Regions from separate parts of the Homo sapiens genome. Here all the other regions are linked to region 2. The links are chromatin contacts, found by Hi-C or POLR2A ChIA-PET in ENCODE. All regions are on one chromosome and are shown on one strand. Each heading gives the region's core, a stretch centred on a gene start or an enhancer-like site at or near the end of the contact. The rest is flanking DNA. Distances are from core to core; before and after follow the strand shown. Region 1 holds the start of SCAND1 (SCAN domain containing 1). Region 2 holds the start of RALY (RALY heterogeneous nuclear ribonucleoprotein). Region 3 holds the start of MMP24-AS1-EDEM2 (MMP24-AS1-EDEM2 readthrough). Region 4 holds the start of SPAG4 (sperm associated antigen 4). Region 5 holds the start of PHF20 (PHD finger protein 20). Region 6 holds the start of ASXL1 (ASXL transcriptional regulator 1). Region 7 holds the start of TM9SF4 (transmembrane 9 superfamily member 4).

Region 1 (2,720 bases), core at 181-2,680, 2.0 Mb after region 2:
ACACCAAAAGGGAGCCAGCCGGAGAGACATTAAAATGAGTAGCTTCAGTAATGTAAATAATCCATTACTTCAACTAGTTCTGCTTTATTCCTACCACAGGCCTAAAATTTGGCAAGGAAGTTGAGCAAGCCTGGCGGCATAAGCCAGAGCTCACAAGAACTAGCCTATCTCTGTGAAGGTGTGCAGTAAACACTTCACATTAAAATGGCCCAGTAACTTGGACATTTTGGGAAGCCTGTACCCAAAGGGCAGGTGCAAGTTGGTGCCCATATTGGTATAGAGGTAGCCAGTTAAGTGAGCATTTAATAGAGCCAGCTATTTTGCGTGTAAGAAACCCAAGTGGGTCCTTGGGAGCCCAGGTGAAAAACTTCCCATGTGTGGTAGAGGGATAACCTAGGTTCAGTCAACATCTAAAGATCCCACTATAGCCAACGAAGGCCTTATTGTTACGGACTCCCAACTTCGTTTCGCCACCAGCCAGAAAGGCGGTAGGAAACAGGCTTGGTAAAATAAACCCAATAAGAACGAATGAAAGAGACACACCAGACCACAGGCGCTGCCAAAACTCATTTTTCATTAACACGGGGTGGGGTCCCAGGCTCAGGCCCCCGGGCCCGATCATGGCCCCAGTCCGCACAGAGCGCCCGGCCCTGGCCGCCCGCAGCTCCACCGCTCAGCCAGTGATGCGCACATCCGTGCGGCGGCGGATCCGCCGGGCCCGAGCCGCCTCGGGCAGGATGGCGAGCAGCTGCTCTTGCACCAGCATCTCCACGATCTGCTCCTTGGTGCGGATGTCAGGCCGCAGCCACTGGCGGGACAGCTCCCGCAGCTGCCGGAAAGCCTCCCGGGGACCCGCCGCATCCTGGTAGCGGAACTGCCGGAAACGCTGGCGGAACGTCTCGGGACCGAGTCTAGAGCCGGCGGGGCCTGGTGTGGAGCGCGCTTCAGCTTCGGCCTGAGGCGCTACGCTCACGGGTGCGGGCCCGAGAGGCAGCTCCAGGGCCGCGGAGGCCGCAGCTCGGGGCGTAGGGATGGCTTCAGGGACCGCGGCGTTGGGACTGGAAGGCTCAGGGGCAGGCGGTGAGGCCTCTGGCAGCGAGGAGCCCACACAGTTACGCTCAGGGGCTGAGCTCGAACCGGCTCCTTCCAGTTTCTCCGGTGGCACCGCCGCGGGACTCCCAGTGGCCGCCAAGATCGGCTCCGTAGCCGCCATAACTCCAGCTCCGGGCGTCACTCTTTGTCCGGTAGCTGTGTGCTCAGCACTGCGTCTGCGCGGGGGTGGGGTGAGCAGGGAGACGTTTCCGGTTAAAGGGCAGAGCTCGCGTCACCCTTGAGGGAGTCGGACTCGGGACCGGCCGAGAGTGTGCGGAGCTTACCTGCACCAGCGAAGCGCCTGCGGCAGCCGGAAGCGAAAGTCTCTGGCTTCTCTGCGTCCAGGTCGGCGCGCGAGCACCCGGAAGCCGCTTGCGGGCTCCCGGAAGCGGCGCCCTCTAGCGTTCTCGAGTCGCATGAGGCGGCTGCTGCCCTCGCGGTGCGGGAGGGCGAGCTGCGCGTGGCCTGGGCTCCTTCCGAATGGTGGCGCCTCTGAGCGCCAGTTCGAGGAGGAGTCGGAGGAGGAGCCTGAATGTTTGGAGATAGACTTCAAGTCCCGGACCTTATCCGTGCGCCGCTTCGGTTTGCAGGTGACCTTTGCGTGCGGGCGCCCCTTCTGATTGACCCTGATGAGCTGTAGCTCTGATGGCCCCTCCTTCGGGAATGATTAGGGTGACGGCTGGCCGGGGCTCGTTCGAGTGGCGCCCGGCCGGTGGTGACCCGAACAGGAGAGCGGGACGGCGACCATTCTCTCGGGAGGGGCCCATCTGGAGAAAGTCCTCTCGCTTGGTCAAACTAGGAGGGCGATAGCACCGGCCTTACTGCGACGATGACAAAGTACAACACACCGTCTGGCGCGAAGGAGATGCTCGAGAACCCTTTGCTGTTGTTATTTTTCGCGTGTCCTCCGAAACCAAGGGAAATGCGGCTCTGTGGGTTCTGTTAACGTCAGCATTTAATAAGTGAACTCTAAATGCATTGCCCCTTATGGTGGCCGCTGGCCTCCTGAGTTGACTCAGCTCTTGCAACGTAGCTAGTTGATAACCCTCGAAATATAGCGAATTGAGATGTGCTATATTGTAAAATACGGGACTTAGTACGAAAAAACTGATGTAAAAATTATCTCAATACTTTTTAATACTGATTACATGTTGGAATATAATGTTTTGCATATATTGGGTCAAATAAAAATGTTATTAATTTCACCTGTGTTTTTACTTTTTAAATGCAGCTTCTAAAAACATTTAAATTGCATGTGCAGTTTACATTATATTTCTGTTGAGCAGCCTTGGGTTAGAGTGTTGGAGTGAGGCTACCTTGGTGGAATCCCCTTTGACGATACCCAGCTCAGAGTTGTTAGGAGGATTAAATAAATTAAGCCGTTGGAGAGAAAGGGCTTTTAAGAAGTTTGCTCTTGTTTTTATTAGGTAAACTGCTTGCTATCTCTGAGCTACTGTTTTCTTATCAGTAAAATGTGGATGTAATAGAACTTACCTCTCAGAGGTAATTGAGAATTCAGTGAGATGATGTAGGTAAAAGCACGTGGCCCTGACAGCCCTCGGCCAGGTGGTTTTCTGTTTGGTAGCTGACTCACAAATAGTTTTGTTTTTGTTTTTGTTTTTGTTTTG
Region 2 (2,773 bases), core at 274-2,773:
GAGAGCCGAGATCGTGCCACTGCACTCCAGCCTAGGCGACAGAGCTAGACTCCGCCTCAAAAAACACACAAACAATGAACAGACAAATAAATGACAGAACAAGAAGACAAACTAGAGAACATCTTGAGACAAGGTGTTCAGGGAAGAGTTCTTTTGAGAAGGTGATATTAAAGCGAGTTTGGGGAAGAACGTCCCAGGCCTTGCGCTCAGGGTCGTCAACTCTTTGATTTCTCTTCCTTTTGAAGCAGGGCAGGGAGGTCATCAAACAACAGAAGGACAATTATAACTGCTGGTATGGCAAAGCCAGGACTCTGAATTCAAACTCTGCTCCATTCTCAGGAATCCCGTCTGTTAAGCAGGTTCTGGGGAAGCGATGTGAGTCATGAAATCACAGGTCGGAGGAGGCATCGAGAATATGGTCAGTTCTCAACTTTCAGGGAAATCCATAGCTGAGGAATGAAGGACAACGGGCTTCTCGTGCTCTCACTAGGAAGACTGGTTCACCGGAGGCTGGAACACTGAAAGTGAGAAATCCCGACAGGAGAAATGTGTAGGAGAGAGGACTAGCACCTGGATCAAGTTATAAAACATCTCCTGCATCTTTTTCGGAGATCACCCTTAGCGCGGCCTCTCCGCCCAGTCCCAGATTAGGCAGCGAAGAGCGACCCTCACCTTGTCTAGGTGGCACGTTCCTTAAAAGCGAAAGGACCAGGAGTTTCTTCCTGCCTCGTCTCTTCCGGATCCCTCCTGCACCGCCCACAGCCTGCAGATTTGAGCGCCATCTCCAGGCCCCGCCCACCTCAAGCACCACCCCTCAGTCCTTCCTTGGGGCACGCCTCCTTCCGGCACCCGCCCAGAGTAGCCACCCCCGGGGCCCCTCCTCCCCTCCCTGCTTCCGGGCCCGCCTCCTTCAGGCCCGCTTCCATCTTCCTCCCACTCTAAGCTTCTCTTCAGCCCCGCCTCCCTCCACCCGTGGCTCCGCCCTCTGGGCGATTCTCCATTTAGCCCCGCCCACAGCATCTCCTTTCAAGCGCTGTCCTGGTTCCCGGCTCTCCATCTCCTGCACGGCCTTCCCCACTGGTCCGGCGACCCTCTTCCCAGGGCCTCATCACCATCTTAGCTCCGCCCCTACTTCGGCTCCAAACCTGTGCAAGCTGCCCTCTTCCCGCCCCAGCCCCGCCTCCCCAAGCCGCGTCTCAGTCCCTCCTCCCTTTCAGGCCCCACCCTGGCCCCGCCTTCCTCCCGTCCCCGCCGAAGCTCTGGACCTTTCCAAAGCCAGGCTGAGAGGGTGGGGAGAGCCCATGCGCCTGGGAAGCCGGGCTGTTTCTGGGCGGGGCTGCAGACTCCTCGTGCTCGTGTCACCGTGTCCTTCCCAGGAGACAGAGAAGGAGGAGAGCCCGGAACCAGGGCCGGAGCGGCGGGCGGAGCCGAGCTGCGGGGAGCCGCTCCGGGTGCCCCCACCCCCGCGCGCCTCAGTGGTGCCGGCCGAGGGCAGGGCTCGCGGTTGCGGGGCTCGCGCCGCTGTCAGTGCGGCGGGGCGCGCGAGCGGCGCCAGCTCGGGGCAGCGGAACCCAGAGAAGCTGAGGGGGCGGTAGCGGCGGCGACGGCGACGACGACGACTCCCGCGCGTGTGCCCAGCCTCTTCCCGCCGCAGCCGCCCTTTTCCTCCCTCCCTTACGTCCCCGAGTGCGGCAGTACCGCCTCCTTCCCAGCCGCGCGGCTTCCTCCAGACCTCTCGGCGCGGGTGAGTGGGGACTGCGGGCGTCTCCTTAGGGGTGCGGGGAGGGTGTGTGCTTTGTGCCTTTCCGTTCACTCACTTCTTCCGGCAGGCCGCTGCCTATTTTTAGAAACTTATTTCTGCCCTTCGGGGAGTCCCGGGAGCCCGAGTAACTCTAGGCCCCCTCCGCCGCTCCTTTCTCCCACTCGGACCCGCCGCCCCGGGTCCCCGGCCCCAGCCCTCCGCGCCCGGTCCTGCTCCCGGCGTTCCCTGTCTGCTCTCTCCGCGGGCCAAGTCTGGGCCAGTAGTTGGCTGGGTGGGCCCGCGCCCGCTCGGAAGTTGGAGTCTTTTGTGCTCGTGCCCCGCCCCGCCCGGCGAGGGGCGGAGGGAGGGGAACGGAGGCTGCTCCGGGGAGGCCGCAGGCGGGCCCGGCCGCGGCTGCTTCCGGCTCTCCTAACCCGGACTGGGTCTACGGGCTCCCGGAGGCGCGCAGAGCTTGTCCTGCCTCGGCTCCCGCCTCTTCTGGGCTCTTTGCACGCCTTGGGCTCGGAGAGAAACAACAACGGGCCCTCGAACTGGGGCCGTATCCGCGTTTCACTCAGCCTCCTTGGCGGCCGAGTCTTAGTTTGCCTCTCGGTGACATGGGGGGAAAGAAGGAAACTCGCTTTGCGGGGTGTTCGTGGATTCAGGGAGGGAACTAATATGTGAAAGAAGTGTTTAACACCGACAGGGAACATTTAATGAGACTTCACCCAGGAACTTCCCAAGCCTTATTTCATTTAATGTTCACAACGGCCTTCTGGTTTATCCTCATTTACAAAAGCAGAAATTAAGGCGCAGAGGGGTCAAGTAATTTTCTCCAAGTCACAGTAGCCACAGAAGTGCAAAGGAGTGGTGCCAGTACCTATTATTTATTAATATTTCCTGGTGTGAGCATGTATCATCTCTTAGTGCAGAGGGTATTTTTACCTAGCCTTGGGTCACACCATTTAATTAGGGGCATAACTCTGGGTTTTCCCTGACTTCTGGGCCGTTGTCCACTATACTGTGGATGAA
Region 3 (2,982 bases), core at 132-2,631, 1.3 Mb after region 2:
CAGAGGTGAGGGATGTGGGGCCAGGCCCAGAGGGCTCAGCCTAGAGGCTTCCAATCTCAGATTCTCCTGCCTGTGGTCATCTGTTTGTCCATCACCCCAGGACAGGGCAGACAGAGGGGCAAAGCACTGGGGGCCCCAGAGCCTAGCTTCCCCTCAGCCTGGGGGACATCACAGCATTTCAGTGTCAGTCACATTTTAAACTGATCAGCCTTTGTATAATGTTTTTTAAATCATTTCTAAATAAAACAGAAATACAGAGTGTGTCATTTCCCTGGGATGAGGGAACAAAGATCAGGTTCCAAGAGTAACCTTAGGACGCTCTGGGAAGAGAACCGGGTCCTTTGGGGTGTCTGGGAGCTGCCCACCCATCTCCTCTGCCAGACCGGCGGTCAGATAGCCTCCCTCTACAACAGGCTGGCCCTGGGGGCCCAGGGTTATTGGGGTTCCAGGAACACAGCCTGATGATGCCTCCTTACGATCCAGGATGGAGAGCAGCCCCCCCAGGAGTATGGGGAGGGTCACTGTGGCACGGGCTTCTCCATGACCTGGGACATGACCTGGGACACATAGTCAAGAGCACGGTTATCAGCAATACAGATATTAATAAAAGGCAGACGAAGTCAGGAGGTCAGCAACTTTGCGGGCTTACCAGGAGGCCTGTCCTGCCTCTGGAAGCCAGCGACAGAGAGGGATGCCCCCGACCCAGCCAGCCGGAGAAAGGGATGGGGTGGTCACGAAGGTCTGAGCTGGGTCTGGGTGTAGGCTGGGAAGCAGGCTGGGGTGTAGACTGCGAAGGCGGCCCTGCCGGGACTTCTTTCCAGTCCCCGGCGACCTCTTCGAATTCTCTGCTATCTCTGGGGAGCCTCGGGTGGGAGGGGGTGTAAGAGACGCAGGGACGTGGGGAGAGGAGACAAGGCAGGCAAGAACCACAGGGGACGGCGGACAGACGGGCGACATCCTGCGGAGGACGCCGTCAGTACCAGGAAGTGCAGGCGATGAGGAAGCGCACGTCGTCCAGCGGCCCCCACGGGCTGGGCTCGGGCTGGGGCTGGGGCTGGGGCTGGGGCTGGGGCTGGGGCGGATGCCGGGGCTGTTCCGGGCCCTCCGGCGCCGCAGGCTGGGGCTGGGGCTGGGGCTGGGTTTGCGCAGGCTCCGGGGCGCCGCGGCCGCCGCTTAGCTGAGCCCCCATGGTCTGCAAGAAGAGAAGCCCTTTAAGGTCTGGGTCGCCGGGACACCCCGCTAGGGCCCCGCCCCGGCTCTGCCCTCACCTCTCGCAGCCAGACCCGCGGGTCTCCCGGAACCCACCTCGGCGTCGGGAGGAGCTGGCGCCGTGACGCCACCACCGCGTACCGACCTCACCCTCCGTGCGTTGGAGCGGAAAGAAGGGACTCGACCCTGTGCTTCGGGGCGGGGCTCCGCGACCGTCCCCCGCCAATCCCGCCCCAGCGCCTCAAGGCCCCGCCCCGCGCAAGGGGACGGAATGCACCCCAACAGCCTCCAAGACGCCCAGGCCAGGAGGACGCTGGGAACCCGCTGCCCCGCCCCACGCCCACCCAGGAAAAGACCTGCAACCTCCATCCACCTTAGTCAAAGAATGCCCCGAAGCCAGATGCCCCAGAGCTCTCACAGGGGACTTGCCCAGCTCAGGGGAAAATCGGAACGGACTCTCTGCCTTTCAAGGCCAGAGAAGACCGGCGCAGAAGTCGGGTGAAAACTGTGAGAACTAGACCGGGCGCCGTGGCTCACGCCTGTAATCCCAACACTTTGGGAGGCCGAGGCGGTGGGTCGCTTGAGTTCAGGAGTATAAACCAGCCTGGGCAACACAGTGACTTCGTTTCTACAAAAAAATAAACGAGGCGAGAGGATCGCTTGAGCCCAACAGGTCAAGGCTACAGTGAGCCATCCTTGCGTCACAACACTCCAGCCTGGGTGACAGAGGGAGACACTGCCTCAAAAAGAAAAAAGAAAAAAGGAGAACTGTAGTGGAGAGTGTTTCTTGCCCCAGGATGAAGCCTCACATCCTGATGGTAGAGGAGAAGGGAATGGCGTGTGTGGAGGTGGTGAACTGGGTTGGGTGTGTGTTGTGTTCATCCCACCCTATCTTCCCAGAATGCTGGAACAACTGGAGAGTGCAGGGATTGTACACAGGCTGAGGGCCCCAAACATCACATTCAGAATGGCCCGGAGGGAACTGCACTTTAATGGGGTGGCACAGGACAGCAGAACCCTCAGCCAGCAGCCACAGGGCCTGCCAGCCAGCACAACAGAGCAGGTTTTTGCAGTAATGATAGATCCAGGCGATAAGCACAGGTGGAAAAGGGTTGGGTGCCCAGCCCCTCAGTCCCAGTGAGCTCTCTGCCACCTCCCTGCCAGCATCCGGTACAGATTGGGCGGAATGTGGAGAAGGTTGGCCACAGTCCAGAGCCAGGAGCCCATGGAACAACTTGGAAGGTGACTCAGGTGAGGCTGAAGAGAAAGGAAAGCGCACGGTCAGTAGCTGTTTCACAGAGCCCACCTCACTCTCAAGTGAGGTGCCTGCCTCAGCCCTCATCCCGGGACCAGCTCTGACAAGCTGCTCAAGCAGCTACTGCTCTAGTATCCTAGCCCTGAAAAACCACAAAGATGAGGATTAGCAGATGCTCAAGAAATATTTTTTGAATATGCTGGCTCTTATCTGCTCAGCAGTGTACAGATATGCTCTCACACTCGAGAAGCTACCAGAACAAACTGGTAGGCTCCCATTCTAGATGACATCTTTTCCCCATACTCTCAAAATGCAAGTTAACCCCCAACCCTGAGCAGAAGAAAGGAGAGGCCCCAGGTACCTGTCAATGAGGGAATCCCGCATGCTGGTGGCAATGGTGCTAGGCTGGGCTTCATTCAGCTTGAAGACACTCTCCACCACTGACAGCTCTGTGCTGGTTGTGTCCAGGCCACAGAAGGCACACCAGTCATTCACCACCATCCCAGCAGCAATCACCT
Region 4 (2,720 bases), core at 170-2,669, 1.6 Mb after region 2:
AATCCCAGCACTTTGGGAGGCAGAAGTGGGTGGATCACTCAAGCTCAGGAGTTGAAGACCAGCCTGGGCAACATAGCGAGACCCCATCTCTACAAAAAATACAAAAATTAGCTGGGTGTGGTGGCGCAAGCCTGTAGTCCCAGCTACTCGGGAGGCTGAGGCGGGAGGATTGCTTGAGGCCGGGAGATGGAGGTTGCAGTGAGCTGAGATCATGCCACTGCACTCCAGCCTGGGCAACAGAGCGAGACTCCATCTCAAAGAAAGAGAGAAATGAAATATATAGCATGTTAGTGACACGTGCTGAGGAGAAAAACAAAACAGGGAAGGGGGATAGAAACTGGTATTTGCTAAGTGCAATTTTAGATGGGGTTTTCTAGGAAGTGCTGTGACGTCATCACTTGCTTTAAAAGAGGCCAGGCGCAGTAGCTGACTCCTGTAATCCCAGCACTTTGGGAGCCCCAGGCAGGCGGATAACCTGAGGTCAGGAGTTCACGACCAGCCTGGCCAACATGGTAAAACCCCGTCTCTACAAAAATACAAAAATTAGCCAGGCATGATGGCGGGTGTCTGTAATCCCAACTACTCGGGAGGCTGAGGCAGGAGAATCGCTTGAACCCGGGAGGCGGAGGTTGCACTGAGCCGAGATTGCACTACTGCCCTCCAGCCTGGGCGACACAGCAGGACTCTGTCTCAAAAAATAAAAATAAAATAAAAATAAAAATGCTGGGCGCAGTGGCTCATGCCTGTAATCCCAGCACTTTAGGAGGCCGGGGCGGGTGGATCACCTGAGATCGGGAGTTCAAGACCAGCCTGACTAACATGGAGAAACCCCGTCTCTACTAAAAATACAAAATTAGCCAGGCATGGTGGTGCATGTCTGTAATCCCAGCCACTCAGGAGGCTGAGGCGGGAGAATCGCTTGAACCCGGGAGGCGGAGGTTGCAGTGGACCAAGATCGCGCCATTGCACTCCAGCCTGGGCAACAGAATGAGACTCCATCTCAAAAAAAAAAAAAAAAGAAAGAAAGAAAGAAAGAAAGAAAGAAAGAAAGAAAGAAAGAAAGAAAGAAAGAAAGAAAGAAAAAAACTGTTATAGACTGAGTGCCATTTTAGATGGGGTTTTCTGGGAAGTGCTGTGACATCATCGCTTGCTGTAAAAGAGGCCGGGCGCGGTGGCTGACGCCTGTACTCCCAGCGCTTTGGGAGGCCGAGGCGGGAGGATCGCTTGAGCCTAGGAGTTCGAAGTTACAATGAGCTATGATCAGGCCACTGCACTCCAGCCTGGGCAATGAGAAAGACCCTGTCTCTTAAACAACAACAAAGTCAGAAGGAGAGGCTGCCATGGCTACGGCTCCAGGTGACGTCACGGCCAGCTCCGTGACGCGCGGCCAGGGCAGCCCGCGGAGACCGAGGCTCCTCTGTGACGTCAGCAGCCGGCCGGGACACAGCGGGAGGGCAGGTGCGGCCGCGGGGCCTGCCGACTTCACGCAGGGTCCGTGGGGTCCCCGCGGCGCGCAGCGGCTGAAGGAGGCCCCAGGGCCTTGGCGACCGCAGCGGCGGCTTTAGCGTCAGTGACTAGGCAGCAGGGGGTCAGGATGCGGCGAAGCTCCCGCCCGGGCTCGGCCTCGTCCTCGCGCAAGCACACGCCCAACTTTTTCAGCGAGAACAGCTCAATGAGCATCACCTCGGAGGACAGCAAAGGGCTCCGGTCAGCGGAGCCCGGGCCTGGGGAGCCCGAGGGCAGAAGAGCCCGGGGCCCGAGCTGCGGTGAGCCCGCCTTGAGCGCGGGAGTGCCCGGAGGAACCACATGGGCAGGAAGCTCTCAGCAGAAGCCAGCGCCTCGGAGCCACAACTGGCAGACAGCCTGTGGCGCGGCAACCGTGAGGGGCGGGGCCTCGGGTGCGGGCGGGGTCGACCCCGGGTGAGCCAGTGGAGGGGGCGGGGCCTAAAGGGCGGTGCTGGGCGGGGACGGGGCTAAGATGATATCTGGGCACCTCCTACAAGGTGGGTCCTGTAGGGTAAAGGGATGGTGCTAAATGAGATCCCTTAAGGGGCGGAGCCTCGGTGTCCTGGACGGTTATGGGAAGGGGCGGGGAAAATCTTGTGGTTGGGTGCCACTGAGGGGGCGCGGCCTCAATGTTAGCGTGAGTGGCTCCCAGGACAATTGGGTTCCACCAAGATCTAAGGCTGGGGGCGGGTCATCCGTTTGGGGGAGGGACCAACTCTTTTTTTTTTTTTTTTGCAACGGAGTTTCGCTCCTGTTGCCCATGCCATGCAATGGCATGATCTCGGCTCACCGCAACCTCCGCCTCCCGGGTTCAAACGATTCTCCCGCCTCAGCCTCCCGAGTAGCTGGGATTACAGGCGTGCGCCACCATGCCCGGCCAATTTTTGTGTTTTTAGTAGAGACGGGGTTTCTCCGTGTTAATCAGGCTGGCCTCGAACTCCCGACCTCAGGTGATCCGCCCGCCTCGGCCTCCCAAATCGCTGGGATTACAGGCGTGAGCCACCGCGCCCGGCCAGGAGACCAACTCTTGACGGAGCCTCCCTGAGGGGCGGGGCTTCAGAGGGCGGAGCTGGAGCCGGGATAGGGCTGCGGTGGGACCAAAGCCTGTGAGAGACTTCCCAGCTGTCTGGCTTGTGGACTGAGCAATCTGCGGCCCGGTCTCGAGGGGAAAATAGGTCTGTGGTCCGCAAGGCCCCAGTGGAGCCCTTGGGTTC
Region 5 (2,976 bases), core at 414-2,913, 1.8 Mb after region 2:
GCTGAGGCCTGTAATTCCAGCATTTCTGGAGGCTGAGGCAGGAGGATCACTTGAGCCAAGGAGTTTGAGACCAGCCTGGTCAACAAAGTGAGACCCTGTCTCTAAAAAAAAAAAAAAAAAAACTCGGCCGGGCACGGTGGCTCACGCTTGTAATCGCAGTATTTTAGGAGGCCGAGGCGCGCGGATCATGAGGTCAGGAGTTCAAGACCAGCCTGGCCAAGATGGTGAAAACCCGTCTCTACTAAAAAAAATATAAAAAATTAGCTGGGCGTGGCGGCGTGCGCCTGTAATCCCAGCTACTTGGGAGGCTGAGGCAAAGAATTGCTTGAACCCGGGAGGCAGAGGTTGCAGTGAGCCAAGATCGCACCACTGCACTCCCGTCTGGGCTACAGAGCGAGACTCTATCTCAAAAAAAAAAAAAAAAAGTGGCCAAGTACGGTGTTAATTCCAGCACTCTGGGAGGCTGAGGTGGGTGGACTGCTTGAGCCCAGGAATTCAAGACCAGCCTGGGCAACATCGTGAAACTGCGTCTCTACAAAAAAATGCAAAAATTAGCCAGGTGCACACCTGTGGTTCCAGCTATCTGGGAGACTGAGGTGGGAGAATTGCTTGGGCCTAGGAGGTGGAGGTTATGAGGAGCCGAGACTGCGCCACTGCACTCCAGCCTGGGTGACACAGTGAGACCGTGTCTCAAAAAAAAAAAAAAATTAGCTAGGCATGGTGGCATGGGCCTGCAGTCCCAGCTACTCAGAAGGTTGAGCTGGGACCACAGGTGCGCACGTTCACGCCTGGCTAATTGTTGTATTTCTTGGAGAGACGGGGGTCTAGCTATGTTGCCCAGGCTGGTCTCGAACTCCTGAGCTCAAGTGATCTACCCACCTCAGCCTCTCATAGTGTTGGGATTACAGGCGTGAGCCACTGCTCCTGGTCTCATATTCTTTTGGGGTGGCTTCAACTCCGACCTTCGTCCCCAGAGAAAATACAGCTCCTTATCCTTAGCAGCAATTGGAAACCTTTCTAGGAGTTAATGATAAAGTGGGGGAGAAATGAGTGCAAAGGCTCTGAGATGAGAAGAACCTGGATTGTTAGCGGAGTTGAAGGACACTGAGAATGTGGGGGAGCTGGATTCGTGAGGATAAGAAAGCAGCAGGTCAGGTCCAGACTTTGAAGAGCCTGGTAGATAGTCTAGGTGAAGAGTTAGATCTTAATCCGGAGTAGGGAGGGAAACGAGCTTTGAGCAGGGGATGGCGTTTTGAAAAGACCTCTCTGCCGGTGTACGAAGAATGGATTAGAACGGCGAAGAGTAATAGGGTGGAAACCATCTTCATCTTGGAGAGAGATGGTGGTCGCTTCGATGGAGAAATGGGAAGCTTTGAGACGCATTTAGGTGGCAAAATTAACGGGTGATGGATAGCGTCCATTCCCCGGCTTCGGTGATCTCAGTGATTACGAGTGAGTGGGGACTTCGTGTTCCTGCTAGGGCGCGGGCCTGTTTCCCGCGCGTCAGGGTAGTGGGCGTGGCCTGCGCAGGCCGTTGCCACAGTGATCGGGCAGACGGGGCAGGGGGCGGGGCAGCTGGGACCTTACGTCACTCGGTGGTGGCGATGATGCGTGTGTGTGGGGGGCGGGGCATACGCTGGGCGCGTCCCGGGGGTCACGTGGTGCAGAGCACGCAGAGTCCTTCTGTCGGTTGGTCCTGGAGCGGCGCAGCCGGAGTGGGGCCGTGAGGTGAGCTCGCGGCCAGGCGAAGCCGGCCGGCCGGGCCGGGTTGGGCCGGGCCCGCGCTGCGCGCGCGCCGTGCGGGCGGGGACGGCGACGGACGCCACCGCTGCTTCGGTCCCCTGCCCGGCCCCGCTCCCCGCCTGGCCCCGCTCGCCCAGCCTGGAGGGAGGCCCTGGGACTGCTGCTGAGAGCGTGGCGGGCGTGCGAGCGGTGCCCAATCCCCGGGGCTACCCGCAAGAGTGGCGGCGGCTGCCGCCAATCAGCGCCGCCCGAGGGGGCTGGGCCGTGGGGTGCGGGCCCGGGGCGCGGAGCGGGCCGTGTTGGGGGTGCGGGTAAGCCCTAGGGCCCGAGCCTGAGCTGTGTGGGCACCTAGAGCCTCATCAGCAGCCTCTGCTATTGCCTTGCGCTTTGGGAATATGTTTTTTAAAATTGGCTTTTTTTATCCTATTCTGGGGAGCACATTCCTTTCTCAAGACCCCAAATATGGGAGTGTCCCTTTTCTCTATAGTTTTGAAAACTGGGCGGCACACCCCCTTTCTTAAGCTCTAGCTCTGGAATTTTATCTAAATTTCTAAAAGCCCTCCCCCCCCCAAATTTAGGGCGTACCCTCTTCCGTCAGCCCCCAAAGTGGGAGCACATTCCTTTTTTCGGGCCTCCAATTTGATTCTGCATTTCCGTTCCAATTTAGAGGTTCACCCTGTTATCGGGTCCTCAGATCTGGGGTCCATTAGCTAAAGTTTTGGGATACTTTCTTGTATCCCCTCTACTCCAAGGAAGAATTCCCCTTTTCCAGGTCCCAAATCTGACAGCATGCCTTCTGGAATTTCTTACATTTAGGGGCCACTTCCTTTCCTCAGCCCTTCAAACCTGAGGTTGGGCCGAAAACAATGTCCAAATTTTGAAGTTTATGGGTACTTATTTCCAGTTTCACAAATAAGGGAATTCACTGCCTTCTCCCGAGACTGTATTATTGGGGTTACACACTTTTCACGTGTTCCCCAAATCAAACTACCTTATTTCCTGAAGGAGACTCATTTTCATATCTGGGAGTATATTTGTTTCTTGTGCCCCCCAAATGTACGAGGTGAACCCCTTTTAGTTATACAACTCTCAGAGTGCAGCCACTTTCCAGATGCTTCTTAAATTTGGGGGGCACACCTTTTTGTGAGTCCTCTCATTTCCAGGTGGCGAGTGGTCTGTGGTTTTGAGCATGCCTTCCTACCCTGTTTAGCTTTTCTGTCATCCAAGACATTT
Region 6 (2,980 bases), core at 154-2,653, 1.6 Mb before region 2:
ACCGGACTCACAAGTTTTCTGTGACCAGTATTAGAAGCAGAAAACACTGAACCCCTTGGCGTTAGAGTTTGGGCTACACCATAATGGTCTCCTATCAATACTGGCTCTCGCTACGTGTTAACATTAGGGAGTGGAGAGTGTGTTTCCTCACCCAGGGAAACCGTTTAAATGTGGCCACTGATCCTGCCTTCATAGTTTTTAAGAGCTGGCATCAATCCAACTCCGGACGGACTCTAGAAATGTTTCTGGACAACGACTGAACCTATAGTTACAGAAAACCTATGTGCTGGGCGCTCTGAATTTCATTTCAGGTTCTAAAACTAAGGCTCAGAGAGGCTAAGTATATTGCCTATTGTTTCTCAGCTGGTAATAACAGCTACCATTTATTAAACATTTGCTCTATGCCAGGCGCCATATCATACGGACCTGATAATGTCAAGATCTCCCTTCACATCCTCTTCCAATCTGTCAAGAATTGTATGTTAATTTTAATTCCAATAATGCCATGAAATACAAGACAAATGCAGATCAGAAAACTGAGGCTCAGAGAGGTTGAGTGGACAGCCAGGGAGTGACTCAGCCAAGATTCCAGTCTAGGTCCGCTGGACTCCAGGGCCTGAATTCTCTCCAGGGTACTGCCTCTAAAAACGCCCTCAGGTGCATTCTGGTCAGTATGGCCCCAGAGTCCAAGTTCTTTACACGACCCGTCAACATATCACCAAGTTCCTAAGAACGCTCTAGGCTGCTGGTGCAGGCTCTGCAAATACACAGCGGCCTGAAAGCACAGGAAGAAATGAAGAACCGTCTAAGTCCATCAGCCGTGGAATAACCGTTTTACTGGTATGAGGGTCTTTTTGTCTCATTATTATGTGGCAGTGAGTCATTTAGAGGTGACCAAAAGGGAAAGTCCTGCCTCTCGTCCCCTACGAGAAGTGTAGGTAAGAACCGTTTAGGCGAGGAGAAGCACGAAGTGGGAACTGCGAGTCGAGCTCCCCATCCTCACTCCCCACCCGCACCCGCCAGGAGGTCCTGAAGCAAAAAGCACCGAAGGGGTTAAGGGTGGCCGGGGGAGCCCAGCCACCGCCCCTTCCCAGCATCGCCTCCCAGAATCCCGCAGGCCCCCAGCCAGTTCTCGCACCTCGCGAGACTCCACCCAGCCCCTTCCCCGAACAGCGACCCGTCCCCGTTCCTAGCTGAGGTCGGTGCTAGGCGGAGGACGCGAGAGGGAGAGCGGAAGGGGGCCGCCGGGCACGCCGGGAAGTGTGGTCCACGCGCTTCACGCGGCCATATTCTTCCGGAGCGGGGGAGGCCAGAGAGGCCGTTGGGACTACGACTCCCAGGCGCCCTTTCGGTTTGTTTTTGTTCAAAAAAAAAAAACCCCACACTCCCCCTCCTCACTCTTCACACACACTCACACACACCCACGGCAGACACGCACGCACCCGGGCGCCGAAGGGAAAGCCGCGTCTCGCCCTCCCGCCCCGCCGTCGGTCCTGTCTCAGTCCCTCAGCAGAGCGGGAAAGCGGAGGCCGGAGCCGTGACCTCTGACCCCGTGGTTATGCGGAGCCGCCGCATTCCTTAGCGATCGCGGGGCAGCCGCCGCTGCCGCCGTGGGCGACTGACGCAGCGCGGGCGCGTGGAGCCGCCGCCGCCCCTCCCCCACCGCCGCTCTCGCGCCAGCCGGTCCCCGCGTGCCCGCCCCTTCTCCCCGGCCGCACCCGAGACCTCGCGCGCCGCCGCTGCCACGCGCCCCCCCCACCGCCGCCGCCGCCCCAGCCCCGCGCCACCGCCCCAGCCCGCCCAGCCCGGAGGTCCCGCGTGGAGCTGCCGCCGCCGCCGGGGAGAAGGATGAAGGACAAACAGAAGAAGAAGAAGGAGCGCACGTGGGCCGAGGCCGCGCGCCTGGTGAGGCGGACAGCCGAGGGGGGCTCCGTGGGGCCCGGGGTGGGGGGGGCTCGCCGCGCACCCCCCCACTGGGGGGGGAGGGGCAAGGCCCTGCCCACCGCGGGAGGGGGCGGGGCCATCTTCCTTTAAGAACGGGACAGCCCCGCAAGGCGAGGGGTGGGGAGCGCTCCGCCGGGATGGGATGTGGCGCCTTTTTCCGCTCGCCCTCGCGCCCCCCCCGCCCCGCGCAGCTAAATTCCGGCGGAGGGGCGAGCTGGCAGGCCGGCTCCTCCCACTCTGGGCAGCGGGGTCCCGCGTCCCCTCCCCCACTATTTGGCAGCGTCTGGGGGTCTGGGGCAGCTTCGTTCATTCACCCGGGGGAGTTGGGTTTCCGGGAAGGGTCGGAAGCTCCTCCCTCGCTTCCTGGTGGGTAATGGGGTGGTGCCTTTGACTCCGGGGGTGGAAAAGCGACCCCACATTCAAGGACGCCAATGGCATGTTGAGCTTTCCCAATCTAAACCAGGTGCGTGGAGGGAAGCAAGTGCTTACTCCCAGCTTGAACCCTGAGCAGCGGTTCTCTAACTTTAGTGTCCTGTGGGCGACACCTGGGAGGCGGTTAGGAACGCTACTCCTAGGGCCCTTCGTAAGACCTGCTGAGCCTCAGGGTCTGGGATAGAGCCTGGGAATCTGCGCTTTCACCAGCTTCCCAGGTGATTCAAACGCAGTGGCTCACGGACCCCACTTTGAGAAACGCAGACTGGGCTGTTTGCCTTCAGAAGCTGGACTGGAAATTGGTATTTTGAGGAGAACTGAATCCACTTTGCAAAGAATGTATGTTGGACAAAGACAAAGTATCTCTGTTGGGAGACGTTGTTCACTGAGGATTTAGCAAGGGAGAGCGTAACTTGAGTGTTTGAAGCCGTCTCGTTCAACCGATGGGGGTTGTGAATTTTGTGTTCAGAGCGTCAGAGGACTTGCAGGTGAAATAGCTTCCTTTTGGATTACTCCCACAAAGCTCAGACACTTTGAGACATATTCGGGTAATTATCTGCTGATACCAGTAGTAACAGGTTATACTAAGATGTCAGTTCCTAAG
Region 7 (3,008 bases), core at 291-2,790, 1.9 Mb before region 2:
CTAAAGCTGGGCTTAGCTGGGCAGTTCTTTTGGTCCACATGGTGTTCATGAGGTTATTCATGTAGCTGCATTCAGCTAGTAGCTCAGTGGGGGTTGGAATGTCCAAGATGACTTCAGTTACATATTATAGTGCTTAGCTGTAGTTTCTAGAATGTCTTGAGGAGTTGGCTGGGCCTCCCTCTCTCTCCAGGTGCCTTTCCAGCAGAGTAGCTACACTTCTTTATAACCAAGAAGGTAGAATCAGACGTTTTCAATCCTCTTAAGGCCTAGGCTCAGTACTGGCAGAATCACTTGTAGCACATCCTATTGGTCAAAGCAACCAACATGACCAGCCAGATTCAACAGGAGGTAAAACAGAGTCTATCTCTTGAGGAGAGAAACCGTATGCTCATCATGCAAGGACGGACAGAACTACGTGGCAGCCATCTTTGCAGAAAATCCACCACAGTGGTGCCCATAGGTGGGGATCAGAGTTCAACTGTCCCTTGCCCCCTAGAATTAGATAAAAAGAGTCTAATGAACTGTTAGCATAATGCTAAGTGCTGCAGCACACAAAATGCTCGGCAAGTGCTGATGATTATTATTAATCATTATTATTCTTTTAATAGCTTTTTTAAAACAGTCTAAGATAGCACTGGTACTGTATTCAGTTTAAAGTGATATACATGGGTCAAATGAACTTTGAGTTCTTTCCCAACCTTAATACCATGATTCTTTGAGTCTCTTTTTCACAGATTTGGAAACTGAGGCTTAGGAAGATTGCGTGACTTGTCTGGAGTCACACACTAAGCTAGTGCATGACGTCCACATTCAGAGATATCTCCCTCCACTGAATATGCTGGTTTTCACTCGTTCATTTAAAAAATAATGTATTGGGCATCTACCACAAGCCCAAAGGAGTATACATAAACATATACTGACAATTATTTATTGAATACATCCTATGTAATACTGTGTCACTGAATCCTCATCACAAGCCTATGATGAACCAACCCCCTTCCCATTTCACAGATGGGAATGAGGAAGAGCAAGGTAAAAAACGAACAAACAAAAAAACAGGGTCCACCCTCATGGGGATTACAGTCTACTAAAGAGGATATAGGATAGTCAAACAAATACTTAAAATCAAACAAATACTTAAATATATAATTACAAATTATTCTTGGAGTCGTACTGCTCTTGGAGCCCCAGTGCCCACCCTTTCCCTCAAATCAAGGTCTCAGGTAACCCTGGCAATGGGTCTTCCTGCCAGTAGTAAAGATGGCGCTGAGAGCACGAGCGCACTTTCGCACACCCCCATTACCCACAATGCAGCGGGAATAAGGGAGGCTCAGTTTCTGCCAGGAGCTAATATGGCTTCCTTAGTTACACCGTTCTCTCTCTTCACCTAATCAGCGACCTTACTTTCCCAGACCAGACTGTCGAGCAGGAGCTAAGACTCCTTTTCCCCTCTGCTGACCGCCACTACAGGAGCGGTTGAAGCCAGACGACCACCTTGTGGAGTTAAACTCCGTAACCAGGGAGCACCACTTCCGCTGACGTCATTACGGCGACACGTGGATCCAAGATGGCGACGGCGATGGTGAGTGAAGGAGACTCCGGGAGCGGGAGCTGGAGCGGGGCCCTCCGGGGTATCCCAGGATCTTCCAGCACCCCATGCCTGGCCCTGAGCCACCTCCGGGACCCCTGACTCAGGCCTGAGGGCTACCTCTGACTGGGCTTGTCTTCCCCGAAATCCACCTCCCTGGCCCTGCCCCTGCACTCAGGCTTGTGAAGGCCCCGAGTTTTGGGGGAGGCGCCGTTTCGGAGGAAGACCTCGGCTGCTGCCTTCGCCGGTTCCCATTCTACTTTTGGTCTCCGCCCACTGTGAGCCCCATTTTCCATTTCTCACCTCCCTGTCCTGACCCCTCTGAAGACCCCCTCCCGTTATTCTCATCCTTGCTCCTCCCCGTCACGTCCAGACCCTGCTCTCCCCGCCTCCCCACCATCATAACCAGTCCGCAGATGTGACCTCTCCTCTGACCACCCTCCCAGCCCAAGCGCTGCCTCAGATCCTTTTCAGAGCCCTGTCCTCACTTACACTCATAGCTGTCCCCATCGCGCACCCCCTTGACTGCCGCTACCCCAGAGCTTGCCTTCACCTACCCCACCCCCATCTTTCATCCCTAGAGGCTTCCCTGCCCTTCCTGTCTTCTCTCAGTCAACTCCCTGCCCCTCTCTTAGGGACCTTTTACCCTGTTGGTTCTCAAACTTTACTGTGCATAAGAATCTCGAGGTGTGTAGGGGGAGGCATGCTAAAAATGCAGTTTCCTGAGCAGCCCCACTCCCAGAGATTCTAATTCCATAGGGCTAGGTGATGCCCAGGAATCTGCCCTTTTATAAGCACTCTAGTGATTATATAGTGGAGGTGGTCTGTGAACTACGTTTTGAAAAACACTAATAGCCCCACCTCACTGCTCTCCTTCCCATTCCCCAACATGGCCACACAGCTCGTTAGGGATGAAGGCTCTTTATTATGAAGCTATATGTTGGGATGAAGTCTGTGTGTGGATGAGGGTGGAGGTAAAATAGCCATGCTTGGAAGTTGGGTCAGAGCTTGCGGGCTCCTGGTGCAGAACCTTGGAAGTAAATCTTTGAAGGACTGGCCCTTTTTCTAAAAGTTTAGTTCAAATTCTGCTTGTCAAGAGACCAGAACTAAAATTGAAGTCACTTAGTCCAGAATGATTTCCTGGGTCTTCCTGCATACTGCCTCCTCAGCAGATAATTTCGTCCGGGGAGTGAATGACAAGGAAGACTCAGAGAAAAGGAAATGACATTTGACTTTAGCAAAGGAAGATTCTGGCTTAAATAATTTGGTGTTGGTTTTCTCCAAACAGGGATATATTATTGACTGGTAGCAATTTTCCCTCCTTCTCTTAGCTGACTGAGAACTTACCTTTGTTTAATGAGGGATTCCTTATTTAGAACTTCAGAGGTCAGGTAAAAAGATTTCATGGCCTTACCTGGTT

The links. Hi-C counts contacts between places; a loop is a spot of excess contacts on that map. ChIA-PET counts read pairs that join two places held with the same protein, here RNA polymerase II (POLR2A). Pooled maps may share reads with other maps.
Region 1: a map of CD4-positive, alpha-beta T cell shows a loop between it and region 2 (5-fold over the local background). The contact joins the promoter of SCAND1 here to the promoter of RALY in region 2. A Hi-C loop is called at or near these places in 2 of 168 maps with a recorded cell type or tissue (CD4-positive, alpha-beta T cell and naive thymus-derived CD4-positive, alpha-beta T cell), 1 of 37 single-sample maps with no recorded cell type and 11 of 50 pooled maps. POLR2A ChIA-PET finds 5 or more read pairs at or near these places in 8 of 52 experiments (CD4-positive, alpha-beta T cell, CD4-positive, alpha-beta memory T cell, CD8-positive, alpha-beta T cell and 5 more).
Region 3: a map of CD8-positive, alpha-beta T cell shows a loop between it and region 2 (15-fold over the local background). The contact joins the promoter of MMP24-AS1-EDEM2 here to the promoter of RALY in region 2. A Hi-C loop is called at or near these places in 1 of 168 maps with a recorded cell type or tissue (CD8-positive, alpha-beta T cell), 2 of 37 single-sample maps with no recorded cell type and 10 of 50 pooled maps. POLR2A ChIA-PET finds 5 or more read pairs at or near these places in 5 of 52 experiments (B cell, Caco-2, HepG2 and 2 more).
Region 4: a loop to region 2 is called in a map of CD14-positive monocyte, with 13 times the contacts of the local background. The contact joins the promoter of SPAG4 here to the promoter of RALY in region 2. A Hi-C loop is called at or near these places in 3 of 168 maps with a recorded cell type or tissue (CD14-positive monocyte, CD4-positive, alpha-beta T cell and naive thymus-derived CD4-positive, alpha-beta T cell), 1 of 37 single-sample maps with no recorded cell type and 14 of 50 pooled maps.
Region 5: a loop to region 2 is called in a map of CD8-positive, alpha-beta T cell, with 17 times the contacts of the local background. The contact joins the promoter of PHF20 here to the promoter of RALY in region 2. A Hi-C loop is called at or near these places in 1 of 168 maps with a recorded cell type or tissue (CD8-positive, alpha-beta T cell), 1 of 37 single-sample maps with no recorded cell type and 7 of 50 pooled maps. POLR2A ChIA-PET finds 5 or more read pairs at or near these places in 1 of 52 experiments (activated CD8-positive, alpha-beta memory T cell).
Region 6: a map of GM12878 shows a loop between it and region 2 (15-fold over the local background). The contact joins the promoter of ASXL1 here to the promoter of RALY in region 2. A Hi-C loop is called at or near these places in 2 of 168 maps with a recorded cell type or tissue (GM12878 and gastrocnemius medialis) and 13 of 50 pooled maps.
Region 7: a loop to region 2 is called in a map of naive thymus-derived CD4-positive, alpha-beta T cell, with 17 times the contacts of the local background. The contact joins the promoter of TM9SF4 here to the promoter of RALY in region 2. A Hi-C loop is called at or near these places in 1 of 168 maps with a recorded cell type or tissue (naive thymus-derived CD4-positive, alpha-beta T cell) and 8 of 50 pooled maps. POLR2A ChIA-PET finds 5 or more read pairs at or near these places in 1 of 52 experiments (PC-3).

Annotation. Positions count from the first base shown.
Region 1 is chr20:35,953,072-35,955,791 of GRCh38, forward strand. SCAND1 (SCAN domain containing 1) reads right to left here and starts at 1,431. Exons shown (of 2, transcript NM_033630.3): 1 at 1,377-1,431; 2 at 553-1,268. The coding sequence starts at 1,213. The coding sequence ends at 674. It also overlaps a transcript of CNBD2 not described here. RefSeq lists enhancers at 949-1,028, 1,149-1,408, 1,489-1,688, 1,789-1,998.
Region 2 is chr20:33,992,388-33,995,160 of GRCh38, forward strand. RALY (RALY heterogeneous nuclear ribonucleoprotein) reads left to right here and starts at 1,524. Exons shown (of 10, transcript NM_016732.3): 1 at 1,524-1,744. It overlaps RALY-AS1 (RALY antisense RNA 1), which reads right to left and starts at 1,980. Exons shown (of 2, transcript NR_109886.1): 1 at 1,818-1,980; 2 at 101-518. RefSeq lists enhancers at 425-504, 441-967 and silencers at 745-994, 1,165-1,274, 1,455-1,584, 1,645-1,694, 1,915-2,244.
Region 3 is chr20:35,276,741-35,279,722 of GRCh38, forward strand. MMP24-AS1-EDEM2 (MMP24-AS1-EDEM2 readthrough) reads right to left here and starts at 1,382. Exons shown (of 15, transcript NM_001355008.2): 1 at 1,306-1,382. MMP24 (matrix metallopeptidase 24) reads left to right here. Exons shown (of 9, transcript NM_006690.4): 9 at 1-258. It overlaps MMP24OS (MMP24 opposite strand), which reads right to left and starts at 1,382. Exons shown (of 2, transcript NM_001355003.2): 1 at 1,269-1,382; 2 at 1-1,192. The coding sequence starts at 1,189. The coding sequence ends at 974. EIF6 (eukaryotic translation initiation factor 6) reads right to left here. Exons shown (of 7, transcript NM_002212.4): 6 at 2,826-2,982; 7 at 2,178-2,466. The coding sequence ends at 2,457. RefSeq lists enhancers at 512-611, 732-901 and silencers at 1,032-1,251, 1,342-1,561.
Region 4 is chr20:35,614,410-35,617,129 of GRCh38, forward strand. It overlaps SPAG4 (sperm associated antigen 4), which reads left to right and starts at 1,420. Exons shown (of 12, transcript NM_003116.3): 1 at 1,420-1,898. The coding sequence starts at 1,595. RefSeq lists a silencer at 1,466-2,195 and an enhancer at 2,626-2,720.
Region 5 is chr20:35,770,352-35,773,327 of GRCh38, forward strand. It overlaps PHF20 (PHD finger protein 20), which reads left to right and starts at 1,664. Exons shown (of 18, transcript NM_016436.5): 1 at 1,664-1,728. RefSeq lists a silencer at 1,732-2,111.
Region 6 is chr20:32,356,928-32,359,907 of GRCh38, forward strand. It overlaps ASXL1 (ASXL transcriptional regulator 1), which reads left to right and starts at 1,404. Exons shown (of 13, transcript NM_015338.6): 1 at 1,404-1,905. The coding sequence starts at 1,849. RefSeq lists silencers at 1,654-1,703, 1,944-2,103.
Region 7 is chr20:32,108,174-32,111,181 of GRCh38, forward strand. It overlaps TM9SF4 (transmembrane 9 superfamily member 4), which reads left to right and starts at 1,541. Exons shown (of 18, transcript NM_014742.4): 1 at 1,541-1,582. The coding sequence starts at 1,568. RefSeq lists enhancers at 858-2,057, 1,060-1,804, 1,462-1,641, 1,805-2,547.